Regions from separate parts of the Homo sapiens genome. Here region 1 is linked to region 2. A link is a loop called in an ENCODE intact Hi-C map of the cell type or tissue named here. Cell type or tissue: heart left ventricle. All regions are shown on one strand. Each heading gives the region's core, and the rest is flanking DNA. Links, peaks and the distances in the headings are about the cores only. Region 1 has its middle 51 kb from the start of LINC02105. Region 2 overlaps ARL15 (ARF like GTPase 15).

Region 1 (8,336 bases), core at 70-8,069, 360 kb after region 2:
GTAGAGTGGAAAGACACAAATAAACACCATGTACTTGTGATTAATCCAATGTAGAAAATAAGTGTGAAAGGAGGGGAAGAAAGGAAAAAGAGTAGAGGCACAAAAGAGGCAAAGATCATACATAGTAGTCCCTTGCCCAAAAGGAGAGAATGAAAACACAAAGGGGAAGGTAGGCTGAAGTCAAATTGTGGAAAGCCTTGAATGCCAGGATGAGGAAGTGGGATGAAATGTAGTGGGCAGTGGAGACCCACTGAATGCTTTAAAGAAGAGCAGCATAATCAAAACATTTACTTAGGGAAAGTAGCCTGGGCAGAGGGTGGGTTGAAAGGAGAAGCTCTAGGGTGGTCACAGGTAACAGGGAGGCAAGGAAATGTGTTAATATGAGAGGTGTAGCAGGAGAACATTTGTCAAAGGGAACAACAAAACTACTAAGGCCAAACTGAGGAGCTGAGGTAATGAAGAAAGAACATGAAAACCAGCCTCCTTGCCCTTGTTACCAACCCATTGCTTCACAGCCCCTTGGTCCTGAACAACAAACACAGGCTTGGATGCCTCCGGAGGTGACTGGGTGAACCACATGATATTGGCAGATGAGCAAAGGTTCTGCAGGGTGCTATTCCCACCCACTCATGGAAGAGTTCCAGAGGTCAAGGAGCCCTACAAACTGCCCAGAAAGTGCTTTGTTGAACACACTCTAGTTGCCTCAGATAATGGGATTTAATTATAAGCCAACAAATAAAACCACCAACAAATAAAGTGGGCAGGTATCCATTTCTGAGGCTGCATAACTGGGCTGTTGGGCTAACAGGAACTGCATATTTCAAGAGGCAGCAGGACTTTATATCATCCAACAACAGCTAGATGACAAAAACTTCTCTACTAGTCATTATCCCATTCAGGTGCAGCTTCACAGGTGTGCAACCTAGTGCAGGGGTCCCCAACCCCAGGGCCACAGACTCGCCTGTAAGGAACCAGGCCTCACAGCAGGAGGTGGGCAGCAGGAGACCATTACCCATGAGCTCCATTTGCTGTCAGATCAGCAGTGGCATTAGATTATCACAGGAGCGTGAACCCTATTGTGAACTGTGCATGCTAGGATCTAGGTTGCATGCTCTTTATGAGAATCTAATGCCTGATGATCTGAGGTACAACAGTTTCACCCTGAAACCATCATCCCTCACCCCTCTCTCCCACTGTCCATGGAAAAATTGTCTTCCACGAAACAAGTCCCTGATGTTAATAAGGTTGGGGCCCACTGATCTAATGCATTCACACAATGTCCTGTGTTCAGAAGGGCCATGTGCTTGGCTTAATGCTCTGCTGTCACCATCTTGGAATTCTTAATAACTTTATTATAGCACTTGTGTTGTATTATAAGTAAAGTCCATGGGACAATGGAGCCTTCATGCAAATAGAGAAGATATTGCAATACGCATGTTCTTGTCTGCCTGTTCATCTACAGCATTTTCGATGTCCCCTGGGCACAGGATTTCGGTGGATGGGCCCGTGATGGACAAGAGTTCAGCAAGGCTCAAAACAGTACAAAGTAGTTGTGTTGAGTCTATGACCAGAAAGAGAGGACACTGGCATACCTCAGAGGCCATGCTTTCCAACTGAACCCGAACTTGTTTCAAATGCAGAAAGAAGGCAATGGCATTCTAAGAAACACCAACAAGCAAGGAAGCCTATCATATCCCTTCTAATCTGTTTAACTTCCCTGTTTTAACCAACCTCTTACACTGAAAATAATGCCATGGAAGGAAGGGGAAGACAGGACAACCCCTAGTTCCTGTTCTTTTCTTCCTTCCTGTCAGTAGCCAAAAGTAGAGTGTTGGTGTAATATACATGTATCAAGAAGTCAAATAAAAACAGATGAGGCTGGGCACAGTGGCCCACGTGTGTAACCTCAGCATTTTGAGAGGCCGAGGTGGGTGGATCACTTGAGGTCAGGAGTTCAAGACCAGCCTGGCCAACATGGTGAAACCTAGTCCCTACTGAAAATACCAAAATTAGCCAGGCATGGTGGCAGGCACCTGTAATCCCAGCTACTCGGGAAGCTGAGGCACGAGAATTGCTTGAACCTCGGAGGCAAAGTTGTAGTGAGCCGAGATTGTGCCTCTGCACTCCAGCCTGGGCGATAGAGCGCGACTGTCTCAAAAAAAAAAAACCAAAAAACAAAAAACAGATAAGTTAGTTTTGTGCAAAATACAAATGTATGTATGAGCTATAAAATCTCAATTGTGCAATTTCAATGATTCTGCATATGAGTTACAACTACAACTGGCATTTAAAACTGACATTACACAGTGAAAAGATGAATGGTAACATTTATGCTAATAATTTTAGTGTGTCATTTTTCTTGATTTAGAATGACATTGACTAGCAAATAGAAATTACCGTGACTAGGCAAGATCAAAACCTTGGAAGAAAAGAAAAAGCTTTATATCAATGTCACTTTTTCCCAGTTTTTTGAACAAGGAGTCCCACATTTCCATTTTGCACTGGTCTCTGCAAATTATGTAGCCAGCCCTGTCTTCAATACACATATGAGCCTGAAACAAACTAACTGGGTTTGAATTTCAGCATTGAAATTACTTGCCGACCTTGAGCAAATTGTTAACCTTGTCAAGGCTCAGTTTCTTCATCTGTAAAATGAGAATATTAGCAATTTTTTTAAACAGAGTCTCACTCTGTCACCCAAACTGGAGTGCAGTGGCATGATCTTGGCTCACTGCAACCTCCATCTCCCAGGCTCAAGCAATTCTCCCACCTCAGCCTCCCGAGTAGCTGGGATTACAGGTGTGCACCACCATGCTTGGCTAATTTTTTCTTTGTATTTTAGTAGAGACGGTTTCACCATGTTGCCCAGAGTGGTTTTGAACTCCTCAGCTCAGGCAATCCACCCGCCTCAGCCTCCCAAAGTGCTGGGATTAAGGCGTGAGCCACCATGCCCAGCCGGAATGTTAACAATTCATACCACATAACTATAAGGTCTTTATATAGGTTAAATGAAATACTATAAGAAAAAAAAAACACTTGGCACCTTGTCTGCCCAGTAGTAGATGCTTAATAAATACTAGCTCTTACAATGGCTGTAGTATGGTAGCTCTTACACACTAAATTGTTAGTTACTGCAGTTGCTCACCCTGGTGTCCCACCATATGACGATGCTGATGCAGTATTGCTGTGTGTACTCTACTTTGCCTGCTGACCTCCCCTTAGCTGACTTCCCCTTTCTGTGATGCATGCAAACTCAGAGGGAAGATATACCAGTCCTTCTCTAATGCAGAGCACTCTTGTTGGACTGATCACTCATAAATCGCTGCTGTCTTATAGATGCAGGTTCCATATAGGGCACCCATCCTTAGTCCCATGGACTATGGCCAGGAGAGCAGGGTCACATGGAACAAAGCATAAAAAACTCCTTGAAGGAGGCCACAGGGGCATGGCAATCCCTTTGATACTTCCCAGCAAGGGGCAAAATAATGAGCAGACACCTTGCTCTGGTAACCCATGACGAAGTCTGGCTGCCCTCTAAGATGGTTTTTGAAACTTTTGGGAATTAAAAAAATAGGTCCTTTTAATGATTTTGATGTCTACTGGGGATCAGGAAGGTGTGTAAGTACACTTCCTTAAATACAACACAACCCTGAAATCATAACACAACCTTTTAAATTCTCAGAAAAAAAACTACACATTGATATTGACATTATACTCTTGACATTGAAATAGCATTACTCCAGTAGACGTCCAGCAAGGTTTCCAAGGGCGTGGTCTGTAGACGACTAGCAAAACAACAAAAAAAGAGAGCCTGGAATACTCTTACAGTGCAGATTCCTGGGCCATGCTCCTAGATCTACTGAATCAGAATCTCTGTGAATGGGAGGCCTAGGAGTCTGTATTTTAACAAACTCCCCAGGCAATTCTGACCATCACTTTTTAATTGTTTGTGGGCAGCAGAGGGCAGAAGAGGGTGGACAATGATGAAGGAGAATTCAGAATAGGGAAATTTGTTTTTTCTAGGTGCTAATAAACTCAACCCGTAACAGCTGTGTTCTTCCTGAAGTTGTGGTTGAGCATTGCCCGGGAGTTGGAGTATGCAGGTCTTCTGTAGTTTTGGGGCTCTGTGTGCCACACTGCTGTGTTGCCCTTTGGAAAAGTCCTTCTGGAACTGGAATGAGGATTTGGATCTGAGGAAGAGGAACAGGGTCATACTGAGGACTCTGAAGAAAAACAGTTTATGACTCAATGGAGAAGATTATGGTATGCTCTAAGCCAACAGATATGAAACTATGTTATACCTACCCTTGTGTTGTAGGAAGATGTTCCAGTGGACACAAGGCAGGATAGTTTTATGGAAACCAATTGCTATATCTTCAACTCACATAGATATTTGTTCCTACAATTGGTCTGCCAGAGATTAGGTTGGCGTTTTTCCCCTTCGCCTTTCCTTCTTCTTCACAACCCGTCTTCTCCCACTTTGGAAAAGAAAGACCTTTTATCATCCCTTGGAATTGATCAGGCCCCCAGTGACCTGAGAGCTGAAAGACTGGCGGTGTTATGGAAGGAAAGGCAACTGGCAGAGTGACTCTCCTGAAAAGAAATTAATGCTTTAACCAAATGCCACTATGCACTACAACAACCTTCCATCCTTATCTTGTCTCAAAGACTCCTGATAACTTGCATTTTCACAGTTACTCTGGCCAAATCATCCAAGTTATCTGAGTGTCAAATAAAAGCAAAGAACAAGGGATTCTCCAAATTGTGAAATGCATTCACATTAGAATGCATTCATGACCCCACCACCTCCTTGCAGTAGACAGGGGCTTGTCATCCTAAGCAGGAATAGGGGGCTATTCTCCCACTTCAATACAGTATCTACAGTATGGGGCTGGAAAAGTCATCAAAGGTATTAGGGGTGTTTACTCCACATTCCTATCTATCTACTGGCCAATTAACATGATTTGCAGCTGAGAAAATAATACTCTTGTCCGTCAGAGATAAATAGGGTCCCCAAACTGTGAAACAAAGGGGAGAGGAGCAATGATGTTTATAAAAGTTATTGCAAACCCAAATGCACTTCAAAAGGAGCTGTGGTGACAGATTCTGTTTCACAGGGTCCTCTCAATTCTTCTCAGCCTCTCAAGACCCTTCCTCAGACTCAGCTGGGTGTTTTCACCACTGGCCTGCTGCTTCAAGATGTAGTGCAATGTGTGGAATTAATCTAGTCTATAGCCTAGCCCTGCTCTGTCCAATACAGTAGCTATTAAACACTGGAAAGGTGGCTAGCCCCAACAGAGGTGTGTGTGTATATAAAACACACACCAGATTGCAAAGACTTAGCACAAAAAAAGTGAAATATCTCATTTTTAATTTTTATATTGATAATATAAAATGGAGCTATTTTGGATATGTTGGATTAAATAAAATATATTATTAAAATTTATTTCACCTGTTTCTTTTTACTTTTTTGCACTGTGGCTACTAGAAAATTTAGAATGACATGTGCCTCCCATTGGTGGCTCACATTATATTTCTATTGGACTGTCTGTCAGTCTGGACTGTGGGTTGAGCAGCCTCAGGGACAGGTTGATGGGGATGTGGAAGTCCAGGCCTGATTGGTAAAGGAAGTTGGGGTGATTTGGGGCTGGCAGTGACCCCTCTTGCTGAAAAGAGGTATATTTGTGACAATTGCAGCATGTGGAGCCCAGCCTAACGGATTGTAATCCTGCCTTCCTTCTGGTTCTAATACTTAACCTCAAAGGAACCTTAATATTTAAACCAAATGGCATGTGAGATTTCAGTAAGCTGATGGATTGCTCTCCACTCAGCCATTTGAGAAATCCTACTGAGGTCTCTGCACAGCTGAGTTCCAGTTGCCTCCATATCCCAATGAAAGTCTGGCACAGCACTGATGAGCTGATGAGATTTTTTTCACTTGTTTGATATTAAATAGGAAAGCCTTTCGAATTAAACGTTTACAGATAGTGTGAAAATTGGAAGTGTGAGTTTTAGCTGAGCCAACTACAGCAGATCGAAAGACTGCACTTGCCTGCTGGTGAGAGAACAGTGCTTCTGGCTGCCATTGTTAGCTCCACCACCACTTTGGGGAAGTGGGAGCTGGTTGCCAGCTTACTCCTTTCCAGAGGTGAATTACTCATATACTGAGTCCACCAGGCTTACGCTATTGTGGGTACAACTCTGTTCTAAACATCATTACCTATGACAGCAACAACTTACTGGCCCAAGCCAAGAATTTAGAGCTTTTGGATGATGAGGCTGAGCCCATTTCAGAACTTGATGCCAGACATTATGCAGGGCCTCTGCATGGGTCCCTCAAATAATAATGACAACAACAATAGTAATAACAGCAAATACATATGGAGCACTTGCTCTGTGCTTTAAATATATTAGCTCACTTCATCTTCAGCCCTATATGACAGAAAGCGTTTTTTACAAAATATTATTCTGTTTTGTTGTTTTGATTTGTTTTTTAAGTTGCCTAAGGTGACATAGTAAGTGGTAGAGCCAGCTGCAAACCCAGGGTTTCTGACCAAAGCCCACACTCAGAACCATACTGCCATTCTTACAGAGAATAAATATTAAAATCTCAGCAGTGATTGTCAGAAATGGCAAAATGACAAATTAGAACATCTTCAGTCATTCAGGGGGACATTGATTCACATGTATGTGAATCAATGGCCCAAAGGTAAATGCTTTTTATTCCAATATGGCTTTTTGGACAAAAAGGACCAGACCAAGTCTGATACAAGTGATACTAGTAAAGATATGAGTGCACACAGACCTACCTGAGAATGGCTTCCAGAGTTTATCTTAGTAGAATCTTCCTAAAATTGGAGGTCACACGGCATAGACAAGGCAATCTTTCTTTCACTATGAAACTCTTTCTTCAAATAAAATCACGTCCTTAGATTAAATGTAGGTATACAAAGGAGAGCTACTCAGACCTCCATGAGCTCAGCTTTTTTTTTTTTTGAGACAGACTCTCCCTTGCTCTGTCACCCAGGCTGGAGTGCAGTGGCGCAATCTCGGCTCACTGCAACCTCGGCCTCCTGGGTTCAAGTGATTCTCCTGTCTCAGCCTCCCGAGCAGCTGAGATTACAGGTGCACACCACCATGCCCGACTAATTTTTTGTATTTTTAGTAGAGACGGGGTTTCACCATGTTGGCCAGGCTGGTCTTGAACTCCTGACCTCAGGTGATCCGCCCGCCTCGGTCTCCCAAAGTGCTAGGATTACAGGCATGAGCCACCACTCCCGGCCGAGCTCATCTATTTCAGCTCCCACAGTATGGCCCTAGGGAAACATACACACAGCCCATTGGCCACGCCAAACAATGCAAAACTACTGGGGAACTGGATTAGGAGATCTAGAGTTGAATTCTACTTCTGCCACTTAACCACTCACATGGGCCTCACTTAGCCTTTGTTCAGTCATTCCTCCCATTAGGTAGCTAAATTCAACCACAATTCCTTAGAAAAAGAAAGTTGATCAAATTGAGCTTTCCTAGAAAGAATCTTCTCTCAGTCCATGTGTGAAAAAGGGAAAGTCTTGTCTTACTGGTTTTTGTTTTATTTTGTTTTGTTTTTTTACCATGCCTCTCTTTCTTGAATTGGAGTAAATAGCCAATCCCTAAATTGAACTCTTACCTCTGCCAAAGTTCCTTGCCTTACCAATTCCCTGTGGAGGGTGAAGTAGACCATGGCAAAGGTTCTCCAAATGACTCTTTCCTGAAAAGAAACACAGAGCAGTGGGAAAGAGCACGGGGAAATCAGAGATTGAGCAAGGATCGAAGAGGAACCTGAGAGCTAAATGCACCGTGGAGCTGCCCCTGCAGTCAGAAGACTTTTTAGAGAGGCAAAGGAATTTCTTTTGCACACCCCTTCACCAGCCATAAACTTCCTTTTCTTTTCCAAAATTCCCCAAGAGGACATATCAGGAAGTGGGTGCTGTGAACTATTGGGCTCCATGGAGAAAACTTATCTTTTTAAATCAATAGAAAGTGCCTATGGATGGATGAACAGAAAGAACAACATTTAAGAAGGCTTTAGAATGAAAGAGAATCCTTCCCTTAGCTGAGGAGCTTATAGAAGAGCAAGATTAGAGCTACTGCCGGATTAACTTTCCACTTCCATTGCCCTTGTGCCGGCCTGTCATATCTGATACCAAATTAGAACAAGAGGAGCTTGCTACATGGTGTCTTCCATGAGGCACCATGCTCAAGACTGTCAAATCTACAAAAACAAATACATATATAAAGCCTTAAAGCATGGATCCTGATTTGAGGGGTTTGCTGGGAATTTAGACATAGAAAAC
Region 2 (8,336 bases), core at 94-8,093:
AGCAATTTTGTGGCTTTCCTGGTAGGTGGGCATGCGTCTTTAATTAAGCACCCCTGCCCTTCCCACTCTGCCCTGTTTCTCCCATATTTCTACCTGTTGGTTCTATTTTTACCCCCAAATGCAGCATAAGGCTCTGCTTTCTCCTGTGCAGCCTTTCAAATATGAACTTAGGGTCTTGAGGCCCAGTGGAAGGGAGCTTCGAATGTCAGAACAACTGGAAACTTTTTTCCATAGATAGTAAGGAGCCATTGCTTACTCTGGTCTCTCCTTCCCTTCCTGTTTTTCTGCCTACCTTTTTGAGAATGGCATTTGACAATGATATTTATTGAAAGAGCACTATGTATTAATAGTGCTCTTGGGTTATGTTAGGGTTGCAGCCGTGAACAGACAGCCTCAGTACCTGCTGTCAAAGAGCCAAGAATCTAGTAAAGGATACAGGCAAATGTGGTCAGGATCATGGGAACATTTGGTGAGGGCCTCTAATCCCAGAGGGGAAAGGGCTTGCAGGTCAGATTGCAGGACTTTTTGGAAGAACTAAGACTATGGAGGCTGAGACTTAAAGAGTGAGGGGTTAGTTAAGCAAAAGGTATAGGGAGCCTAAGGAAAAGGAGAGGGTTCTGGAGAGGGCTCCACAAGGATTTGGATTTAGAGACAGCACATGAGCAGTCAGTGTGGCCGCAGCGTAGACTGCTAAGTGGTCAGGCCTTCACTTGAGATTGGAGAGGGAGTATGGACTGAATTGTGTCTCCCCAAGTTCATATGTTGAGGCTCTGTCCCCCAGTGACTACGTTTGGAGATAGGGTCTATATGGAGGGAATTAGGGTTAAATGAGGTCTTAAAAGTGGGGCCCTAATCTGATACTACTAGTGTCCTTATTTTAAAAACACCAGAAAGCTCCCTCACTCTCCACACTCATGCACCAAGGAAAGGCCATGTGAGGACAAAGTAATGGTTTGCTAGCCAGAAATAGAGCCCTCATCAGAAACTGAACCCTCTCAAACTTTGATCTTGGACTTTCCGACCTGCAGAACTGTGAGAAAATACATTTCTGTTGTTTAAGCCACCCAGGGTCTTGGTATTTTGTCATGGTAGCCTAAGCTAAGATAAGGAGTTACCACCCAGAGAAGCTGATGAGCTCTGCCAGCCTTGTTAAGGAGCTTGGTTTTTATTTTGAGGGTTTTGGTGAGACATCAAAATGTTGTAAGAAGCAGAGTGAAAGATTATTCAAGGTGAAGTGTGAGGGATGGATTGACTGGGGCTGTGCAGATAAGAGTGTTATGAGAGAGACAGAGAAGTGGATGTTATAGGCTGGATGAGGGTGGCAGAAGTGGGCAGTGGGGATTGAGAGAAACTTGGTTTCGAGAAACAGTTTAATAGTTTTGTAGACTTGAAAATTGGTGACTGGATGGGTCAGTGAAGGAGAATGAGGAGTCAGGACTTCCAGGTTTCTAGGTGGGTGATCCTTGTTCACTGAACTAGAGAACAGCAGAGCAGCAAGTTGAGAGGAGCCAAGGGTGCATTTGGTTTTCATCATGATGAGTTTAATGTGTTTGTGGGATATCCACGTGGAAACATTCCCCAAGCAACTGGCTTATACAGTGCTGGAGACCAGAAAGAGCAGGGGAAAGAGGGAGAGAGAGAAAGAGGAACAGAGAGCAGGAGAGAGAAATGGGCTACTGATCTAGGTAAAAATGCTATTAGTGAGATTCTGTAGTGGCAATGGCCAAATCACTTAATTCCTCTCAATATTTCTTTCATCTCCTGTAAAATAGAAATAGTATTTTTTTTGCTTACCTACCAAGCTGTTATATACTCAAAAATAAAACTAAAATAGAAAATATGGCAAAAGCACATTGTAACTACAAAGGACTGCACATATTTGAGTAATTTATTATACTGGGATCTCTAAGGGAAAATGCTGGATGCATAGGAACAAGAAAAAGGCCCTAGGGAGTGAGAACCTGGATGAGGGCGCACAGAGGGAGAGGACAGGATTACAGGGAAGACTTGCTCATACCTCACAGAGGAGGAGAGGGTCCAGATGACACCTTTTCCAAGTCCAGCTGGCTGGGAAAGTGATCATTTCTTTGAGAGAAATAGGAAAATCAAGAGCAGGAGCTGGTTCATTGGAAAGATATATATATATTTTTGACGTAGTCCCATGGCATTTGAGGAGACCGTATTGAGGCATCTGGGTGCATGTCTTTGGTGGTTGGGAAAGGCCATTCAGGACATTCTCTTCTTCCTTCTTTGTGCTTTTTTGGTTCACCTTTTCTTTTCTTTTCATTCTTTCTTTTTCTTTTTCTTTTCTTTTCTTTTTTTTTTTTTTTTCTGAGATGGAATCTCACTCTGTCTCCAGGCTGGAGTGCAGTGGCGCGATCTGGGCTCACTGCAACCTCCGCCTGCCGGTTCAAGCGATTCTCCTGCCTCAGCCTCCCAAGTAGCTGGGACTACAGGCACCTGCCACCATGCCCAGCTAATTTTTGTATTTTTGGTAGAGACGGGATTTCATATTGGCCAGGCTGGTCTTGAACTCCTGACCTTGTGATCCACCTGCCTCAGCCTCCCGAAGTGCTGGGATTACAGGGGTGAGCAGAGCACTGCTCTAAAAATGTTTTTTGGGCAATGTAGAGTTAATTTTAAACAATGGAGTTTGAATGCCTGTAGGAAGCCATGTTCCTAGTCACCACAGGTCTCTCCTCAGTCTCCTTTACTCCCCGTATTGCTGCCTCACAGGCTTAGATTTTTCCCTGTCCTGAAGGCATCTATGAATCCAGGTTTAAAGTCACCATGGACAATTTGGCCTCAAAGGGGAGAACGGGAAGTGAGATTGCCGGTGGGGATCAGAATCGGCCAGAGCCAGTTGAGACCATGTCCCAGAGGGAGCCCCTATGGTGTGGAGCAATGACCACAATTAAAATGTGTTTCAGTTTCCAAGCTCTTAGCTTGAGATATGCTAACCTAGACTCCTTCTTCCGAATAACAATAATCTTAAGATTATAATTTAATTGGAAGAAGCTAGGACAACAACAGGTGCACATAGATACTTAGCACAATAATTGCTCATAATTTGGCAGGAGGAGCCTGGGTTAGTGTATCTCAAGCTAAGATCTTGGTGACTTGTCTCTAAAACTGTTTGTTAGTAATGTTTTCCTTTTTTAAACTCTATTTTATTTCATTTTATACCAGATCTTCGTAATACTCCACTACAGCAAATTCTGATTTGTGTGCTTGCTTTCATATCTCTCGTGTCTGATTCTGATGCAGGTACCCGAAGGATTTCTACAGTGTGTCCTTCACCCCACCAGCCACCAGGGGGCAGGCACATTCAGTCAATACTTTGACTATTACCATCTCAAGGTGCATGTTGTAACTGCTAGAGAAGAAAACAAAAATTAAAAAGAAAGACAAACTTTGAGATCTTATTATAACTTGATGTCGTTAGCTGACCCAACAGGCTTTTGCTACTGTCCAAGCATTGTTTTCTAGGAAGGCTATAGTTGGATGATCTAGTGTAAAGGAAATGTCACCATGGTTGAAGTCTTGCCAATAGCTCAGAGAATGTTTAATGAATTGAGACGACTCAGTCAAGCAGTGAGTAGTAAGAAAATCTGTGTGACTAGTGACAACCAAAGTGGAAAGAGGGGCCCTTGTGTTCCTAGAGTGTCCCAGATGCCCCCCAGAAACATGGATTAGAATAAACCCCAGAAATCTCTCACAGACACCTTAACATGCTTCTCCCGACAGGAAACATGTTATTTTCAGGGATGCTATGTTTGGTGCTTTTAAAGTAATACTATGATATCCTTTTAAAAATGCTCAGCTTCTTTAAAGGAGATTGAGGAATAAGGAAAACAGATCTCTTAAGTAAAGAATTCTTAGAATCCTTAACATGAGATCCATGAGACTAGCGCAGTTTTCTTCCTGATTCCTGAAATTCATTAAAGGGAATATTTTTCTTACCATGAAAGTGAAGGTTGTGTTTTATTTACATGGGCTAGAGGAAAAGGATGAACAAATAAGCAAACTACTTGTGGAAGAGGTTAGAACTATTTCAGATAGCTATAAATTTTTATTGCAAAACCTCATAAAAACTCCAAGAAACAGTAATGGGGGAGGTGAGAATAACCTTATATCATAATTATTAATTGACTTTCTCTTTTGTTGTCTGGGTGGGTGGGGGTGGGGGGGTCAGTCCTCGTGGTAATAAGGACTTTAGAAGATGAGATTTCATCAGTTATCTGAGTAAATTCACCTGTTTGAGCTAGTCCTGAATATTGAACCTATTCTACCCCCTGGGTTTATGCAGAATTTGGTGATTTAGTTACAATTTTGGTTCAACACTTCTTTAGATTAGCAGTATGTATCTCAGGGAACCTTTTCAGATTGTAGTATTCTGTGATAAAATGTGGCTTGTCATAGAATATATTGCCAGGCTTAGTGGACACCAGGCTTTCTGAAGATAATTTTTGTCCCCTTTGCCTCTATTTTTAGGGATGTGAGATGTGTGAGGCAGAGACTGAAATTGTAATGTGTTTGGCACCAGGTGACCTTAGAAATTAGCCATCTGATAATTTGCATTTCTGATAATTTTCATGTAAGGTGCCCAGGGTCCTCTGGCGTTACAGACATACAAGTCCCAAGTTTCCTTCTCTACTTCTATCTTGTCTTTCTCTTGGTTTGAGAAGATGTTGTGGTTTTTTCCAACCCATCCTCTTATCTCCTGCTTCTGCCAGTCCAGTCTCTTCTCAGAAAAGGTGTTACTCTGTAGAAAATGTTAACTCCTTCTGCACACCCAGAGACCACTTACTGTTTTGTACCTACAGCTCTGAAATGATGATTCTGTCACTTTTGATTTCTGTAGACTCTGGGTTTTCTTGTCTTCTCATGAATTGTGAGCACACTGACAATTGTTCAATGTGCTCAAATGTGGAAAAGTTATCTTTTCTTTCAGTTGTAAGTGAAGTATCCCTAAGGAATACCTGCTGATGCTGCTTATCTTGCTTTATGTTTTAGCTGCCCTGTGTGACTTTGAGAATGACCCAGAAGTATTCAGGCCTTTCTGAACTGCGCTGTCTCCTGTGCATCTGGCCCTTGCAGTCATTCAGTTGGTGGGATTTAGTGGAAAGGGCTAAATTCTGGAGTGGGAGGGCCTTGGTTTCTGCCAGACTCAGCGTTTGAGCAAGTCTTCTGGCCCACAAGTCTCTATTTTTTCACTGATAAAAAGCCGCTCATAGTAATACCTGCCTCCCAGAGAGCCTGTGAGGATTAAGAGAGGTAATGGATATGAAAGAGCTGTGTAAAGGCAATGAGGTTAGGTCTTGTGTTAGTCATGCCACCTTGCTTGCTGCAGGAGGATGTGCTGTGGCTCACCTGTGCTTGAGCAAGCTGTGTAGGGATCCTGTCATCAGGCCTCCTCCTTCCCCAGTGTGTGAAGGGAGAAGGTGAGCTCAGACAACTTGGCCTCAGTGCTTACAGAAGCAGCGTTATTTCCTTCAGTTGTTACCAGTTACTTTGCCATCTTGTTTGAAATAGTGTATTAGTCTGTTCTCATGCTACTAATAAAGATATACCTGAGGCTGGGTGATTTATAAAGGAAAAAGTTTTAATTGACTCACAGTTCCACATGGCTAGGGAGGCCACACAATCATGGGGGAAAAGCAAGGGATGTCTTACATAGCGGCAGGCAAGAGAGAATTGAGAGACAAGTGAAAGGGGAAATCCCTTATAAGACCATCAGATCTCATGAGACTTATTCACTACCATGAGAACAGAATGGGAGAACCACCCCCATGATTCAGTTATCTCCCACTGGGCCCCTCCCACAACACTTGGGAATTATGGGAGCTACAATTATTCAAGATGAGATTTGGCTGGAGACATAGCCACACCGTATCAGATGTGTTGAGTTGAAGAACAAAGAGTCAGGTCCTTGATTTTTGCTTCAGTTGAAGACATATAAATGGTGAAATGGCTTTTTCTGCTGTGGATTTTAAAGGTTTTACTCATTTTTTTTAATAACTTAGACTAAAAGCAAGGCATTATTTCTAAAGAAAGATTATTTTTAACAGTCTTTGAAATTAGTCTATTCAGAAAGTTATATTTTTTCTGTTTCCTCCATTTTCTTCTCCTTTGGATCTCTTCCTCTTTGCCTAGCTTGGTCTTCTGATATTATCATAGCTAACCACGGCTTCCAGTGTCATGAATGGCTGGAGGCCTGGCCTCTCGATTCCAGGAATTTCTGCATTCCCTTTAATCAGCCAGCTTCAACCCTTTCCATGGCCTGGAATTGCCTCATTTCTAAGGATTCAAGCTTGGAGCTGTCTTCCAGTCACAGCCTTCTGTTCTTTCACTTACTCATTCCTTCATTTCCTCTAAACGTGCTTGTTCCTCATCTTAAATCCAATTAACGGCCATTTTCCACCTGCCGCTTTTCTTGTCACTCAGTCTCATCCTTCCTTCCCTGCTCAACCTTCAGGCCTTGACCTCCCCAGTCCACCGTGTCAGCTGTTGGCTCACTGGCATCCTTAGAATCCCTTGCCCTTTTAACTTCTGCTTTGCCCACTATTATGACTGCCTTCCCACTCCCCCCGTGTCTATATCCCAGGCCACTGAAAATCACTGGAGGAAATCACATTAGCCCAATCACATTGGGCTAAATGCTTAGTATTGATGTGTGCCACCTCCCTCTGCTGGAACCTCACTGCTCCTGGGAAAGTCTTTTTAGTTTTCGATCCTTCTTCACCCTGGGGTCCCATTTCCATCAGCTTTCCTTATTTTGCTAGTAATCTTGCTTCCTTTTTCAATGAGAAGGTAGATGGTAATCCAATTGAATTTCTTCAGCTCTCCTTTACACCTGAACCTTTGTCTGTATTTCCAGCCTACTTCTCACACTTGCTTCCCGATGCGATGGTGTGTCCTTACTCCTTCCCAAGGTCAGCCTCCTCACTTTGGGCACCCTCTTGTCAGCTTCAGGGCCTTACACTGTGAATGAACTCTGCCACCTCCTCCCTGCCATCACTTTCTCCCTTTCCACAGACTTTCCTCCTTTTATCCTATGAGCTACTTAACTTTCCTGAAACCTTCGCTTCACAAGAGCCTCTCATTCCCTTAGTTACAAATTTCTCAAAGAACTGTCACTTCTTCCTACTGTCACTCTTCACCACCCAGTCATTCCTTAGCCCTCTGGCCAAGTAGTATCTTCTCCTGCTGTTCTGCTGGGACTCTTCTTGCAAGTCGGCAAGGACCTCTTTCCTAGTTGTCAAATAATCTACTTCTCACCATCTCCACCACCTTTGACATAGTTATCCACTCCAGCAGGTGTTAATGCTTAGTACATTTATGTTGAGTGGATGGATAAAGGCGCTTTGCTTCTCTCCGCTAGTCCCCATGACATGGTGCCATCTTTTTTTCTGCTGCGGTCCCTCTGATCACTTCTTTTCAGTCTCTTTTTAAACCTGACTGAAATTTTGAGTTTCCCCATCTTGGCAGAAGGATGAAAAATCAGGGAATCTTAATTGAGTACCTACTGTGTGCCAAATGCTACCCTTTAGGGGCTTTAATTACGTTAACTTGTCTCATCTTTACAGCAACCCTATGAGGTATTGTTTGCCTCATTTTTAGAGAAAAATAGTTGAACTTGAGGGAATTTAAGAATTCACCTATGTAACTATTAGTGGGAGAGGAGTTTGAATCCTGTTTGACTCCAGTGCCTTTATTTTCCCATTAGATTCACACAGGACTTGGGTTGAAATCACCTTTGTGTTTCTCAGTTCCCACCTGAGTGCTTGTGTACATTAACTGCACATATTTGAGAAGTCAATTTGTGATACTGCCTGTTCCTATGGCTTCAGTCTTTTTGCTTTATTTTTTTTAAAACATTGGCTTTTAAAAGACCACAAAAAGTAGTATGTGCTGTTGATAAAAATTCAAACAATAAAAGTTTGTTATAAAGTAAAAAAATGAATATTCTCTCCCTTCCCTTCCCACCACTCCCACTCTCAAGGGGTGGTGACAACTATCATTTTTACACTGATGATGTCCAGGTTTTCAGTTTCAGTCCCTAGATCCCTCTTGAGTTTCACAATCCAGTATCTGAATGTTGAGCCCAGATGCTGATTTATAGTTATTTATATTTTTCCGTATAATTTTCTGGACTCCCATAGTTGAGTCATTGAAAGTCTGTTGGATAGTGGATGTGAAATCAATTAATCAGTCAACTGATTAATCTCTAATTCCGCCTATTGCACGTGTCTGTCCTGCTGGCCTCGTATACTTGGATTCTTCAAGATTAAATCCTTCTCCTTCTTCCCTCCATCAGTTCCATTTCCTCATTT

What was found. Hi-C counts contacts between places; a loop is a spot of excess contacts. Peaks named below come from ENCODE experiments on the same cell type or tissue, not always from the same donor. Only the 100,000 strongest peaks of a DNase experiment are listed, where the experiment ranks them.
Region 1: it touches region 2 in a loop (2.6-fold over the local background); 22 of 110 quality-filtered maps call a loop at or near these places.

Annotation. Positions count from the first base shown.
Region 1 is chr5:53,866,860-53,875,195 of GRCh38, reverse strand. No RefSeq gene overlaps it. Among named protein-coding and RNA genes, the nearest start is that of LINC02105, 51 kb to the right of the region's middle. In heart left ventricle, for the core only: a CTCF peak has its summit at 3,973 (motif pointing right); no DNase peak of the experiment used is centred there.
Region 2 is chr5:54,224,342-54,232,677 of GRCh38, reverse strand. All of the region lies in intron 1 of ARL15 (ARF like GTPase 15), which reads left to right. Among named protein-coding and RNA genes, the nearest start is that of ARL15, 82 kb to the left of the region's middle. In heart left ventricle, for the core only: a CTCF peak has its summit at 3,299 (motif pointing right); a DNase peak (open chromatin) is centred at 3,307; H3K27ac peaks cover 298 bases.